Linked DNA regions of Homo sapiens: region 2 is linked to region 1. Evidence: chromatin contacts called from ENCODE Hi-C or POLR2A ChIA-PET data. All regions are on one chromosome and are shown on one strand. Each heading gives the region's core, a stretch centred on a gene start or an enhancer-like site at or near the end of the contact. The rest is flanking DNA. Distances are from core to core; before and after follow the strand shown. Region 1 overlaps TNFRSF13B (TNF receptor superfamily member 13B). Region 2 holds the start of LINC02090 (long intergenic non-protein coding RNA 2090).

Region 1 (6,478 bases), core at 1,749-4,248:
TTTCTGTGCGGTTCAGGGGCGCCCTGGGGATAGGGCAGGGCCAGAGCAGGGGAGGTCACTGGCCCTATGTGGGCCATCTGAGTTTTCCCTAAGGTCCCAATTCCGTGATCTTTTAGTTCCTTCCTTTACTCTGTCAAAGACACAAGAACGGATCTGTTTGCTTTGTGAAGAGGCTCAAATGAATATTCTACTTAAGCTTTCCATTACGTGAGCATTTAGTATGTGCCAGGCACTGTGCTGGGCCCTACAACTCTGCCAACAACCCTACGAAGAAGTCAGTACTGTTATTTTCCCTATGTTGGAAATGAGGAAACTGAGGCACGGAGAGGCTAAGACCACACTGCCTGCAAGTGGTACAGCCAGGGATGGCCCCAACTGAAATTTGGTTCTGAAATTTGGGTTCTTATCCACTATCCTGCACTGTCTCCAAAATGTGTCCTTAAAATATATGTGTGAGCCACATATATTTTATTTATACATATTTATTTATTTATTTATTCATATTTACGAAGTCAGGACATCTCAAAAGCCATACCTTACTCTAAATACAAAGGAAACTTGCCTTTTTCACGTAAAAACTTCCATGTAGAAATATTCGGAGGCTAGACCAGATGCGGTGGTTCATGCCACCTGTAATCCCAGCACTTTGGGAGGCCGAGGCAGGCAGATCACCTGAGGTCAGGAGTTCACGACCAGCCTGGCCAACACGGCGAAAGTCCATCTCTACTAAAAATACAAAAATTAGCCGGGTGTTGTGGTGGTCGCCTGTAATCCCAGCTACTCGGGAGGCTGAGGCAGGAGAATTGCTTGAACCTGGGAGGCAGAGGTTGCAGTGAGCCGAGATCGTGCCATTGCACTCCAGCCTGGGTGACAGGAGCGAAACTCCTTCTCAAAAAAAAAAAAAAAATTAGAAATATTCTGAGACTTTAGATAAGATAATTGATTGTTCCAAATAGGTTTCTTTATGCATTCAAAGTTGGGTCCACTGTGCTCTCTTAAGGCAAGTGTGATTTGGCTTTAGTTTCCTTGGCTTCTGTGCCTTGGCACTGATACTTGTGTAAGCTGCTGTAATTCTCATCTAGTATTAAGACAGAAGAAACACTATTCATGTGAACTTTTCCACCTTCCTTCCAGCCCCCTCCCCCAGCTTGTCAAAGAGGATTCTGGCTTTTCCCCTTCTTTCCTTATGCTGATTTGAAATATATTTCTCCTTGATGAGGCTTGAAAAATGCAAGTAAAAGTCTTATGTAACAATGTAATCCAGATCTAAATTTTAAATGATAACTGAAAATCTTCATACGTTTGGAAACTAAGAAATGCACTTGTAAATAACCCATAGGTCAAAGAAAAGATAATAATGAAAAATAAGTGCATTTTGATCTAGGTAGAGGAAAAATACTACACATCAAAATGCAATGCAGCTAAAATAGTACTTAGAGGACAATGCATAGTCTTCAATGTGTATATTGTAAAAGTACTTGGCTTACTCTGGAATTGCCTTCTGGAATTTTACTGTATTTTTTTTTTTAACTTTGATGTCCTTTGTGGTCAAACCCAGAGTTCCTGCTAGTCTGTGTCACCCAGCAGTATCATGAATTTCTCTCTCCCAGGGTCACTCAGCTGCCGCAAGGAGCAAGGCAAGTTCTATGACCATCTCCTGAGGGACTGCATCAGCTGTGCCTCCATCTGTGGACAGCACCCTAAGCAATGTGCATACTTCTGTGAGAACAAGCTCAGGAGCCCAGTGAACCTTCCACCAGAGCTCAGGAGACAGCGGAGTGGAGAAGTTGAAAACAATTCAGACAACTCGGGAAGGTACCAAGGATTGGAGCACAGAGGCTCAGAAGCAAGTCCAGGTAAGCCACCCAAGGCAAACCTGCATGGTGTCACGCAGGGTGAGAAAGCGTGGGAGGCCTGATGCCAGGCCTAGAACAGGAGAGTCCACAATGCATGAAGCCCAGAGTCCAAGCAAATGGCCAGAAGCCAGGGAGATCATCCCAGGATAAAAAAAACAATGTAGGCAACATTTCCAGAAGTCTGTGGACAAGAAGAAAGCAGGAGAAAGGACCTGCCGTGTGAGGAAGAGCCTTGCACTAGAGGCTGCCGAGGCTGTGCCAGTCATTGAAGCACAGGCACAAGTAAGCAGCAGACCCACCTGTGTGAGCACCTGAGCAGCAGCCACCACCTGCCCTCCACCAGTGCTGCAGACTCCATTTATTTCTATTATTATTTTATTTATAATTTCAACTTTTTTTTTTAGATCCGGGGGTACATGTGTAGGGTTTGTTACATGGGTATGTTGCTTGATGCTAAGGTTTGAGGTACAAATGGTCTTGTCACCCAGGTGGTGAGCATAGCACCCAATAGGTAGTTTTTCAGCCCTTGCCCTCTCTCTCTGCCTCCCCCTTCTAGTAGGCCCCAGTGTCTGTTGTTCCTGTCTTTATGTCCATCTGTATTCGACACTTAGCATTTCACTTATAAGTGAGAACATGTGGTATTTTCTGTTTCTGCATTAATTCACTTAGGATAATGGCCTCCAGTTGCATCCATGTTGCTGCAAAAAACGTATTTTTCTTTTTATGGCTGTGTAGTATTTCATTGTGTATATTTACCACATTTTCTTTATCCAACCATCGATGGGCACCCAGATTGATTCCATGTCTTTGCTATTGTGAATTGTGCTGTGATGAACATACGTGTGTATGTATCTTTTTGGTAGAACGGTTTATTTTCCTTTGGATATATACCCAGTAATGGGATTGCTGTGCTGAACGGTAACTCTGTTTTAAGTCCTCTGAGGAATCTCCAAACTGCTTTCTACAGTGGCTGAACTAATTTACATTCCACCAACAGCGTATAAGCGTTCCCTTTTCTCTGTAGCCTCACCAGCATCTGTTGTTTTTTTACTTTCTAACAATAGCCATTCTTACTGGTGTGAAATGGTCCCTCATTGTGGTTTTGATTTGCATTTCTCTGATGATCAGTGATGTTGAGCATTTTGTCATGTTTGTTGGCTGCTTGCATGTCTTCTTTTGAAAAGTGTCTGTTCATGTCTTTTGCCTACTTTTTAGTGGGGTTATTTGTTGTTTGCTTTTTGAATTGTTTAACTTCCTCATAGATTATGGATATTAGACCTTTGTTGGGTGCATAGTTTGCAAACATTTTCTCCCATTCTGTAGGTTGCCTGTTTACACTGATAGTTTATTTTGCAGTGCAGAAGCTCTTTCATTTAATTAGATCCCACTTGTCAATTTTTGTTTTTGTTGCAATTGCTTTTGAGGACTTAGTCATAAATTCTTTCCCAGGGCCAATGTCCAGGATGGTATTTTCCAGGATTTCTCTAGGATTCTTATAGTTTAGGGTCTTACATTTAAATCTGTAATCCATCTTGCATCTATGTTCCTCAGGGATATCGGCCTGTGGTTTTCTTTTTTTTGTTGTTGTGTCTTTGCCAGGTTTTGGTACCAGAGTGAAGCTGGCTTTCCAGAATGAGTTAAAGGAGACCCTCCTTGATTTTTTGGAATAGTTGCAGTAGAATTGGTACCAGCTCTTCTTTGTGCATCTGCTAGAATCTGGCTGTGAATTCATCAGATTCCATTTAGAGGCAAAAGAGGCTTCCTAAGAAAGAGAAGGGAAAGGTATCACTTAAAATGTTTAAGTAGTTCATTAACAACTGCCAGAGGGAAAAAAAATTGTAAAAAGAGAAGGCTCAGCATGGTGACTCATGCCTGTAATCCTAGCACTTTGGGAGGCAGAGGCAGGCGGATCACTTGTGGTTCGGAGTTCAAGATCAGCCGGATCAACAAGGGGAAACCCCATCTCTACCAAAAATACAAAAATTAGCTGGATCTGGTGGTGCACACCTGTAGTCCCAGCTACTTGGGAGGCTGAGGCAGGAGAATTGTTTGAACCCAAGAGGTGAAGGTTGCAGTGAGCCAAGATCGTGCCTTTGTACTCCAGCCTGAGGGACACAGTGAGACTGTGTCTCAAAAAAAAATAAATAAATAAATAAATAAAAATAAAAATAAAAATAATAAAAAATAAGTAAAGAAAATGAAAAAACTTATGGCTGGAGATGGCCACTTTGGACATGGCAAGAAGGGTCCTGTTGAGCTGGGCATCTGGTAAGTGCCAGGCATCAGAAATGATCTAATTAACCCTATCCCAGCAAACACCTCTTTTTGCACCTGCCCTGCTCTGTGGCATCAGAAAGGACAGAAGAGGGATGCCGTGTGGATCCATAAATACTAGCGATGGCATCTGCCCTGCTCTCGGCCTGTCCTGCTCTTCTTGGGGCTGATTGGTTCCTTTCCTTTGCAGTGACTTTCCTGTGATAACATCATTTCCATGAGGCCAGGTCCCAGGGCTAAGGTCCCATGGGCAGGGCCTGTGTGCCTGATGATGGAGGTTGCCCAGCACCCTGTTGTCCCTGCTTAGCCTGGCATCTCCTGCTCTCCTGTCAGTTAGCTGCTGCTGCCTAACAAGCCATCCCCAAATGCGGAGGTGTGTGCTTTCTCCCGAGTCAGGGGTTTGGCTGGGCTCAGCTGTGCCAGGCTGGCTCTGCTCCATGTGCCTCTCATCCTCCTCCTGGGACAAGTGGGCTGGCCAGGTGCGTCCATCTCATGACGATACAGGAGTGCAGCAGACAGTAGCACGCAGTCCTCTCGCCACCTAGGCTGGTAACTTACACTTCATCACCACCGCTGCATTTCTTTCCATTCACAGTGCCAGCGGATTCAGGGGAGGGGAAACAGACGCCACCTCTTGGTGGAAGGAGCAAGCTGGGGGAGGGGGGAAACCTGTAGCCATGGTGAATTCAAGGCCATTTTTAATCTAGCACAGCCTCTCCTGAGGGGAAGAAGTGCAGATTCACATGGAGGGGGTGTGGATACAGAGGGGCTGAAGAGCCCAGCCACAGATGCGAGGGGCCATGCCTGCCGCCCTGGTGTCTGGCCACCTGCGCACCTTCCCTGCATCCAGTGATGCATTTGAAACTTCCTGCAAACCTGGAACATTGCCCACCTCTGATGCAACAGATTCCCCCGTGGGTCATTCCTAGCCACCTCACAGATCTAGAGAGTGAGTCTCAAATTTGGAGTGACTTGCTGACAGTCACACAGGGAATGCGTGAGTGAGCTGGGATTTGAGCACAGTCTGGGGGTTCCAAAGTTTGTCCCCTCTGCAACAGCAAAATGACCCAGAGTGGCGTCTGCAGGCTATTGCTCCTTGGCGGTGAACTGTTGCCCCTGGGACAAGGTTAGCCACTTCATGTGTGTGACCATCAGCCAAGCCCCCTTGCCAGAGGGCACTGGGCAGAACCTTGGAGCCTCATCTTGGCTCCAGGGATGGAGCCCAAGGCTGTGAGCATTGGGGGCTGTGTGAGGATGTGTTGGTGCCAGTGGGGTCGGCATTACCATGCCTCACCCTACATCAGCTGCCACACTTGTGCCATGGCGCGGCTTTTGGTGGCTCTGTGACTGTCGCTGTGCACTGCCCTACCCTGCCCTTTATTTCTCCAGGGGCCCAGGGTTAAGGTCTGTTCTGTTCTGACTTCTGATGCCTGCATGGGCTGGTGGGGCAGGAGGGGAGCTTGCTGTGGATTGCAAACAGGAAGTACAGAGCCACATGGCCAGGGGAGGGACCCAGAGGTGGACCTATTCAAGGGCAGAGAGCAGAGGACACCATGTGACCAAGTTGTCCAGCTGCACACGGTGGAAGGGCTCACCTGTTCTCTGCCCCCTTCCGTGGGCTCCCTGAATTCTGCCGTTCCCTGTCTCCAGCCCTGCCAGGTCCCACCTCACCCTGACTCCAGGTTTCTCTTGCATCCCATTCAGAACTGCCACTCCTTAGTGGGACCTGGAACTGTGGCAGGCTTGCTGTGCATGGGGAGTGGGGAGAATGAGGCAGTTCCTGTCCCAGACCCATGGAGCTCACTGTCTCGTGGAAGGCCAGGCAGTGGACAAGCCACGCAGATGACAAATTCCTCTCAGTGCACGGGAGCCACGTAACCCAGCTGCAGGTGACACGGGGACAAGGAAGGCTTCCCCGAGGAGGAGTCTTTAGGGCAGGCTGGGGTGCGGGTGTGGAGTGTGGAGCCAGACCCCTAGTTATGTCCCTCACAAGCTGTGTGACCTGGAGCAAGCTACCGACCCTCTCTGAGCCTTAGTTCTGTGAGGCTGGAGTTGTTCGCCTTCATAGAGCTGCTGTGAGGGTGATTTGGGAGAATATGTTTTTGGGGGAGCATGTGCTCTGTGCGCTGGAACTGCTCATTCAAAAAGCAACTATGTTGAAGCCACACGGTGGAGACAGGGTTCCAGACAGAGGCAACAGCATGTACAGGTGCTGCTAGGAGCAGAGAACTGTGCCGTTGGGAGGCTGTGAGGGGCTCTGTGCTGGAGGCTGGGATAAATCCCTTCCTCTCGGGCTCCCAGCCTGCAGGAGTGTGGTGGCCACTCCACAGAAGCAGGAGGGACCCCAC
Region 2 (6,478 bases), core at 2,713-5,212, 41 kb before region 1:
TATTGAGGTGCACATCTGTCGCTACTCAAGAGGCTGAGGCTGGAAGATCACTTGTGCCCAGGACATCAAGGTCGCAGTGAGCTGAGATTGCACTACTGCAATCCAGTCTGGGCAACAGAGCAGGACCCTGTATATATATATATAAAAAAAAAAAAAAATCAGAGCTGCCCTTGCCCTTGTGCTAATGGGCTCTCTCTCTATTACATCACCTACCTGGCTCCCAGGGCCACCTGAGTTTGAGACCCCTGCTCTAGATTCATGTTACCAAATCCCCTTCCAGAGAGTGTGTGTAGTCAGTGACACCACCACTCAGGATCCAGGAGAGAAACATTTTCACCAAACCCTGCTCAACACACTGACTCCCTCATTTCAGTGAGGAGGAGAGTGAGGTTCAGAGATGTTAAGTGAACTTGCTCCAGGTCACACAGCCAGTCAGGACAGTGTTGGGACTGGAGCCCAGCTCGTCTGATCCTGAGTCCAGTGACCTGTCCTCCTGCCACACGGGTTTCCTACAGCCGGGGAAACCAAAGCATAGGGCTGGGAGCCCCATTCGAGGGCTCTGACTCTCAGAAACCCATCATATCCCCTCTGAGGCCCTTGGCTGGCATGAATCCCAGCCAGGTAAGAGAAGAGGAGGTGTTCAGGCCCCTGAGCCTGGGAGCGGCTGCTGGGTGCCAGCTTTCTCCAGCATCGGTGGAGGGACAGCCGCCAGGGGGCGTCTGCTTAGGAAAATCACAGCGGGTTGCCGGCAGCATGGGCATGCGGGGCGCATGGAGCCTGTGGGCTGTGTCCGGGTGTGGGCGTGTGCGCAGGGGGTGTGTGTGTATGGGGTGTGCCTGTGGGGTGTGTGAATGTCTGTGTGGGGTGCCTGTGGGGTGTGTGTGTGTGGGGGGGGGAGTGTGCCTGTGGAGTATGTGAGTGTGTGTGGGGTGCCCGTGGGGTGTGTGAGTGTGTGGGGGGTGCCTGTGGGGTGTGTGGAGTGTGTGTTTGGGGGGTGTGCCTGTGGGGTGTATGAGTATGTGTGGGGTGTGCCTGTGGGGTGTGTGAGTGTGTGTGTGGTGCCTGTGGGGGGTGTGGGGTGTGTGAGTGTTTGGGGGCTGTGCCTATGGGGTGTGTTTGTGTGGGGGGCTGCCTGTGGGGTGTGTGGGGTGTGTGTTTGGGGGGTGTGCCTGTGGAGTATGTGAGTGTGTGTGGGGTGCCTGTGGGGTGTGTGGGGTGTGTGTTTGGGGGGTGTGCCTGTGGAGTATGTGAGTGTGTGGGGGGTGCCTGTGGGGTGTGTGGGGTGTGTGTGTTTGGGGGGTGTGCCTGTGGGGTGTGTGAGTGTGTGGAGAGTGTGCCTGTGGGGCGTGTGGGGTGTGCATGTAGGGTGTGTGTGAGTGTGTGTGAGAATCAGAGTGTGTGAGTGTGGTGCATGTGTGAATGTGTGTGGGGGTGTGTGTGTGTGTGTGTGAGTGTGCATATACCTGAGCTCTTTCGGCTAGAATGGGAGGCTTTCTGATGAGGTGATATTTGAGATATCTGACTGAAGCAGTGGGGGGCAGGGGGATGACCGGGGGCGTTGGGGAAGAGCATTCTGAGCAGAGGGAACAGCAGCTGCAAAGGCCGCAAGCAGGCCCTGCCTGATGTGTTTGGGGAACCTAGGCTGGGGTGGAGAGAGCCAGGGGGGAGGACAGAGAGGCAGTAGAGGCAGGGCAGGCAGGGCCTCCAGGCCAACAAAGGCTGGTGAGCTTTATTCTGAGCAATCCCTGTGCATTCCAACAGAGTTAACCCATAAACACTTCCCAGAGACTCCTGGAGCTTAGAGGAAGGACAGATGGCTTCAGGCTTGGGGCAGAGTGGAGGAGAGCAGCCAAGACAGGATGTAGTGTGATTGGGCTGGGAGGCAGGAGATGACATTGAGAGAGTGCCTCTGAGCAGGGAGGTTCCCTGAAGACCTTTCTGCAGCTGGGCACCCGCCCCTGGGCACCTGTCCCTGGATACCCTTCCCTGACATGTTGACCATGTTGACCAAAGTGAGATTGGGCTTCGCCCTCCTGGCAGCTCCATCACCATGGCCAGTTTTGGCTCAGTGCCTGTGATGGAACTTTCTGGGATGGTTGGAGGCGGTCTGCATCCATGCTGTCCAGAAGGCAGCCACAAAGCACAAGTGCACTGCTGAGCACCTGAAATGTACCTGATGGGGCTGAGAAGCAAGATTTTAAGTTTAAATCTCCACAAGACACTAGCAGCCACTTGTAGCATGCGAGCTGCATGAACGGATTCTGCCGCATGGCTCCTCCTTGGCTTTAGCCAGGTAGCACTCAGGTCAGCGCTACCCATCAGGGCCTTGCCTCATTGACTTCTGCCATGCCCAAAACCAGCTGTTTGGTCTGGGCCACACAGAGGCCCCACGGCTGACTCACCACACCCCTCATCCTGAGTGAGCGGTCAGCAGATCTTTCCTTTCCACTGAGAACGTGAGTTTCAGCGTGCACAGGAGTCTTGGTCTTGGCTGCCCAGTTAGTCACGTGGCCGCCCTAAACATCTGCTCCTCCTGTGCCAGGAGTGGAAGGAGCAGCTCAAAACCAAGCCCCATGCCACAGCAGGTGGGCCCACCTGAGATTAGCACCTCCCTTTCCACCAGGAGCCAAGAATACCCAGGTTGCTCATTTGAACCCATATGGTGAAGTTTCTCTCTCTCTCTTACTCTCTCGCTCTCGCTCTTGCTCTCTCTCTCTCTGTAATTTATTCTGTAATTTCGGTTTTCAAAAACAAAACCCTTCCATAGTACAAAGTTCTCAGACTGGGTGCTGTCTCCAGTGAGTTCCTTGTAAAACAAATACGTGTTGCTTGTGGTTGTACAAGTTGCACAGCTACGCCAGGAGGAAGTAGACAGCTGTGAACGAGCTGGGGCCACACCTGCTTTGTGGTGGGGCTGTCCCTTGCATCCTAGGATGGTTGGGAACATCCCTGGCCTCTACCCCCAGATGCCAGTAGCAATCCCTCCCACCCCCATCATTGAGACACCCCAGATGTCCCCAGCATGGCCACATGTCTCCTGACAGTGAAGGCAGAAGCACTTTGGTTGAGAACCGCTGGTGCAGAGCAGAAATGGCCTGATGAGAAGAGGGATGAGAGGCTGAGGTGCCTGCAGTCTCCCCTCTGTGTGTCTCCAATCCACTTTTGTGTTTTACATATGTAGGGAGGCATTATGAACAATGTCTAGTGCTATGTTGGGGTCCGTGTTTAAAATGTACTTACGTGCAGCTGTGCTCTGCCCTGCCTGTCCGCGCTCGTTGCTGTGTGGCTTGTGTCTTTGACCTGTTCTGTGATGCTCCATTACAAGAGCACATTGCATCACATTCATCCCTTTCCCGGTTACTATATCAGGCAGGACCTGGGCAGGAAACAGTGGTGCGGTCAACATGAAAAAGAGCTGAATGGACAGACTTTAGCAAAGCGTAGGCAGGGCTGACAAAAACAGTGCCACGTTGTCTTCCTGGGGTTCATGGTTTCAGATGCTGCTGCAGGGACTGTCTCTGCTCATGGCTCCTAGTGTCCATGTGCAGAAGCATCTCCAAAGGCCCTTGCAAGGGGACTCACTGGGGCCAGGTTATCCACAAACACCGTGATACTCAAAATCTAGTTTTACCCTAAGGAGGTAGGGGATGACTCTTTGGATCTAGAAGTGAAGGCACCTCCTAAGGGAATTTATCCTGAGTCACCTCCTCCTGGCAACTCACCCAAGGACTCCCCATGGGGCTTCCTCACACAGAGATATCCCCTACCATAGGAAAAAGACTCCTGGGTCCGGCCTCAGCTCCCTCTCGTTGGCTGTGCCTGTGTTTCTCACTCATCTGGCCAACCCACAGAAGTGGGTGGAGCCGGGTCTGTGCTGGGCTCTGGGGAGCATCTGACGAGTCACTGCAGAAGCAGCACTTTCTGCAGGAAGAACAGAAGTGTCTGCCTGTCTCTCACTTCCTTTTTGGGGCCTGGGAGGGTTGGCCTGTGAGTGGCCAGCTGCTATTTATGGGGCTCGACTGCTCTGTGTGAAACCCCAGTCTCTCTCGAGAGGGAAGAGTAGTGGGAAAGGGTGGTGCCAGGTGACATTGCCCCTGGTCTGGGGTACAATCAGCCCAGGTGCAGCGGTCACAACGTCAGAGTAGGGGGTGTAGCTCAGGGGTAGAGCATTTGACTGCACAACGTCAGAGTGAAACCCATCTAGGTCAGGATGGACGTGATGGGTTTCCTAACAAATCAACTCTGTGTTCCTTGTATTTGTAGACGCTCAGTGTATAGAGTGGGCTTTTAGTTGGGTGACCACATTCCAACCCCCCTGATTTGGACAGAAGGGGAAACTGAGGCCCACAGAGGCTAAGTGCCTAGTCTGAGGTCACATGCTGAGCTTGGGACATCAAGAGGACTAGAGTCCATAGTCTGGACTCTCATTCTAGTGCTCTGCCTTTTCATGGGGGTGGCAGGGTCACCCGTTTGGCGCAAAATTAAGCTGAGTTTCAAAGGCCACTGAGCATCTTCCCCAGCCCCAGCCATTCTCAGGGTCCTGGGAGGAGGACAACTGTCTCCTGTATTGTCTTGAACCCCTGGTGGATGGGCGGGGCAGGGGGTAGGAAGGGGCAGAGAAGGGGCTGTCCAGATGTGACACATCTGGAGTCTCCACATCTGCCCCAGGGGTGATGAACAGAGCTGCCCTCTCCCGCCTGTTCATGGTGGCCTTCGGTCATCTTTAGTTTTGTACCACCCGGGTTGCTTTTGGGTGTGCCTTGTGACCTGTTCTCGCTGGAATGAAATGGCCTGTGCATTCCTCCCTTCCTCCTCCTCCCTCTCCACCTCCCTCCCTCCCTCCTCCCCCATACGTGTACTGAGCCCATACTCTGTGCCCCTTGCCTTTGAGATGAATGGCCGGGGCTGTCCTAACTGAGGAGGCAAGATTTGGGCAAGCTTCCTGGGAGGCAAGCAGTCACCCAAGCACACATCTGGGCAGAGAGCATTCCAGGCAGCGGAACAGCACAGAGGGGAAGTTGTCAGCATTGGCCTGGTGTGAGCAGGGGAGAGTGGCAGAGGGCTCAGGGAGAGAAGGCCCAGGTTCAAGGCCCAGGGCCATTATAAAGATCCAGTGTTTAGTCAGAGCAGCTGGGGAGTGGCAGAGGTTCCTGGGCAGTGGAGGGCTCAGCTGTGGCTCAGGTGCTAACAGAGTACATGGCACCTGGGGGTGGGGGGGCCTCTGAGAAGGGGCTGGTAGGGGGTGGCTTGAAGCAGGCCTGAAGGTGGTAAGTGCTCAGATGATTTTGGTCATATTTTGAACGTAAAGCCAACAGTGTTTGCTAATGGATTGGTGGAAGGGAAGGAGACAGGGAGAGAAAGAGAAGTCAAGGATGACTCCGGGTACTTAGGGCCTGTCTTAGTTTTAGACCCAACCTCACAATTCTGGTGGGCATTGCCCTAATGGGGGCTATCCCTCTGTGGCATTCTTTGAATTCAAGGGGAGGCAGCCATACCCCCAAAGCTCTTGCACTCTGTGTGCCTGCAGAATTAGCAACACATGCATGCTGCCAAGGCTCACAGCTTGCACCCTTTGGAGCAGCAGCCCAAGCCACACCTGGGCCCATTTGAGCCACAGCTGGGGTGGCCAAGGAGCATCGTGCCAAAACACAAGGAGTAGAGACCCAAGGCAGCCAGCCCCTGGCCCATCCCCCCAAATCATTCTGCCCTCAAGCTCCAAGGGCCCTGGGCTTATGATGAGATGAGTCATCCAGATCTCTCAAATCCCTTCAGAGTCTTTCTCCCACTGTCTTGATGAACAGCACCTGGCTTCTTTCTAGCCATACTCATCTCCTTATCACATGGGCTCTTGGCCATACCCTTGGTATTTTCTCCTTAACACACCTTTTTATTCTTTATGCGGCCAGGCTGAGAATTTTCCAAATCTTTGTGTTCTGCTTCGCTTGTGGTTATACATTCCGTCTTTAAATCATTTGTCCTCTCGCATTTTACTATGAGCAGCTAAGAGAGGATGTACAGCATCCTGCACACTTTGCTGCTTAGAGGTTTTTTCTGCCACATATCTAGTTCATTAATTTTTCAATTTTTTTTTTGTTTTTTTGATACAGGGTCTCACTCTGTCACCCAGGCTGGAGTGCAGTGGCACGATCATAGCTCACTATAGCCTTGAACCCTTGTGTTCAAGTGATCCTCCTGCCTCAGCCTCCTGAGTAGCTGGGTCTACAGACATATGCCACCATGCCTGCTAATTTTTTAAAAATTTTGTAGAGACAGGGTCTTCTTATGTTGCCCAGGTTGGCCTTGAACTCCTAGCCTCAAATGATCCTCCTGTCATGGCCTCCCAAAGTGCTAGGATTACAGGCATGAGCCACTGTGCCTAGTCATAGTTCATCACTCTTAAGTTCTGCCTTCCATGAAGTCCTAGCACATGGACATAATTCAGCCCAGTTCTTTTCCACTCTGGAACAAGTATCACTTT

Evidence for each region. A loop is a pair of places that touch in the nucleus more often than their neighbours do. ChIA-PET counts read pairs that join two places held with the same protein, here RNA polymerase II (POLR2A). Pooled maps may share reads with other maps.
Region 2: a loop to region 1 is called in a map of B cell, with 5 times the contacts of the local background. The contact joins the promoter of LINC02090 here to the enhancer-like site in region 1. A Hi-C loop is called at or near these places in 4 of 168 maps with a recorded cell type or tissue (B cell, GM12878, OCI-LY7 and 1 more), 37 of 37 single-sample maps with no recorded cell type and 8 of 50 pooled maps. POLR2A ChIA-PET finds 5 or more read pairs at or near these places in 3 of 52 experiments (GM12878, OCI-LY7 and activated B cell).

What each region holds. Positions count from the first base shown.
Region 1 is chr17:16,944,116-16,950,593 of GRCh38, reverse strand. It overlaps TNFRSF13B (TNF receptor superfamily member 13B), which reads left to right. Exons shown (of 5, transcript NM_012452.3): 3 at 1,611-1,856. Among named protein-coding and RNA genes, the nearest start is that of TNFRSF13B, 25 kb to the left of the region's middle. RefSeq lists enhancers at 3,994-4,517, 4,518-5,041, 5,566-6,089, 6,151-6,478. Within about 2 kb of position 2,998, at least 2 of the 41 ENCODE cell types and tissues checked have a DNase peak (open chromatin) inside an H3K27ac peak, as active enhancers do; they include B cell and OCI-LY7, where a contact is called at or near this core.
Region 2 is chr17:16,985,813-16,992,290 of GRCh38, reverse strand. LINC02090 (long intergenic non-protein coding RNA 2090) reads right to left here and starts at 3,962. Exons shown (of 3, transcript NR_146886.1): 1 at 3,768-3,962; 2 at 3,241-3,376; 3 at 2,115-2,182. RefSeq lists enhancers at 3,620-3,839, 4,472-5,302.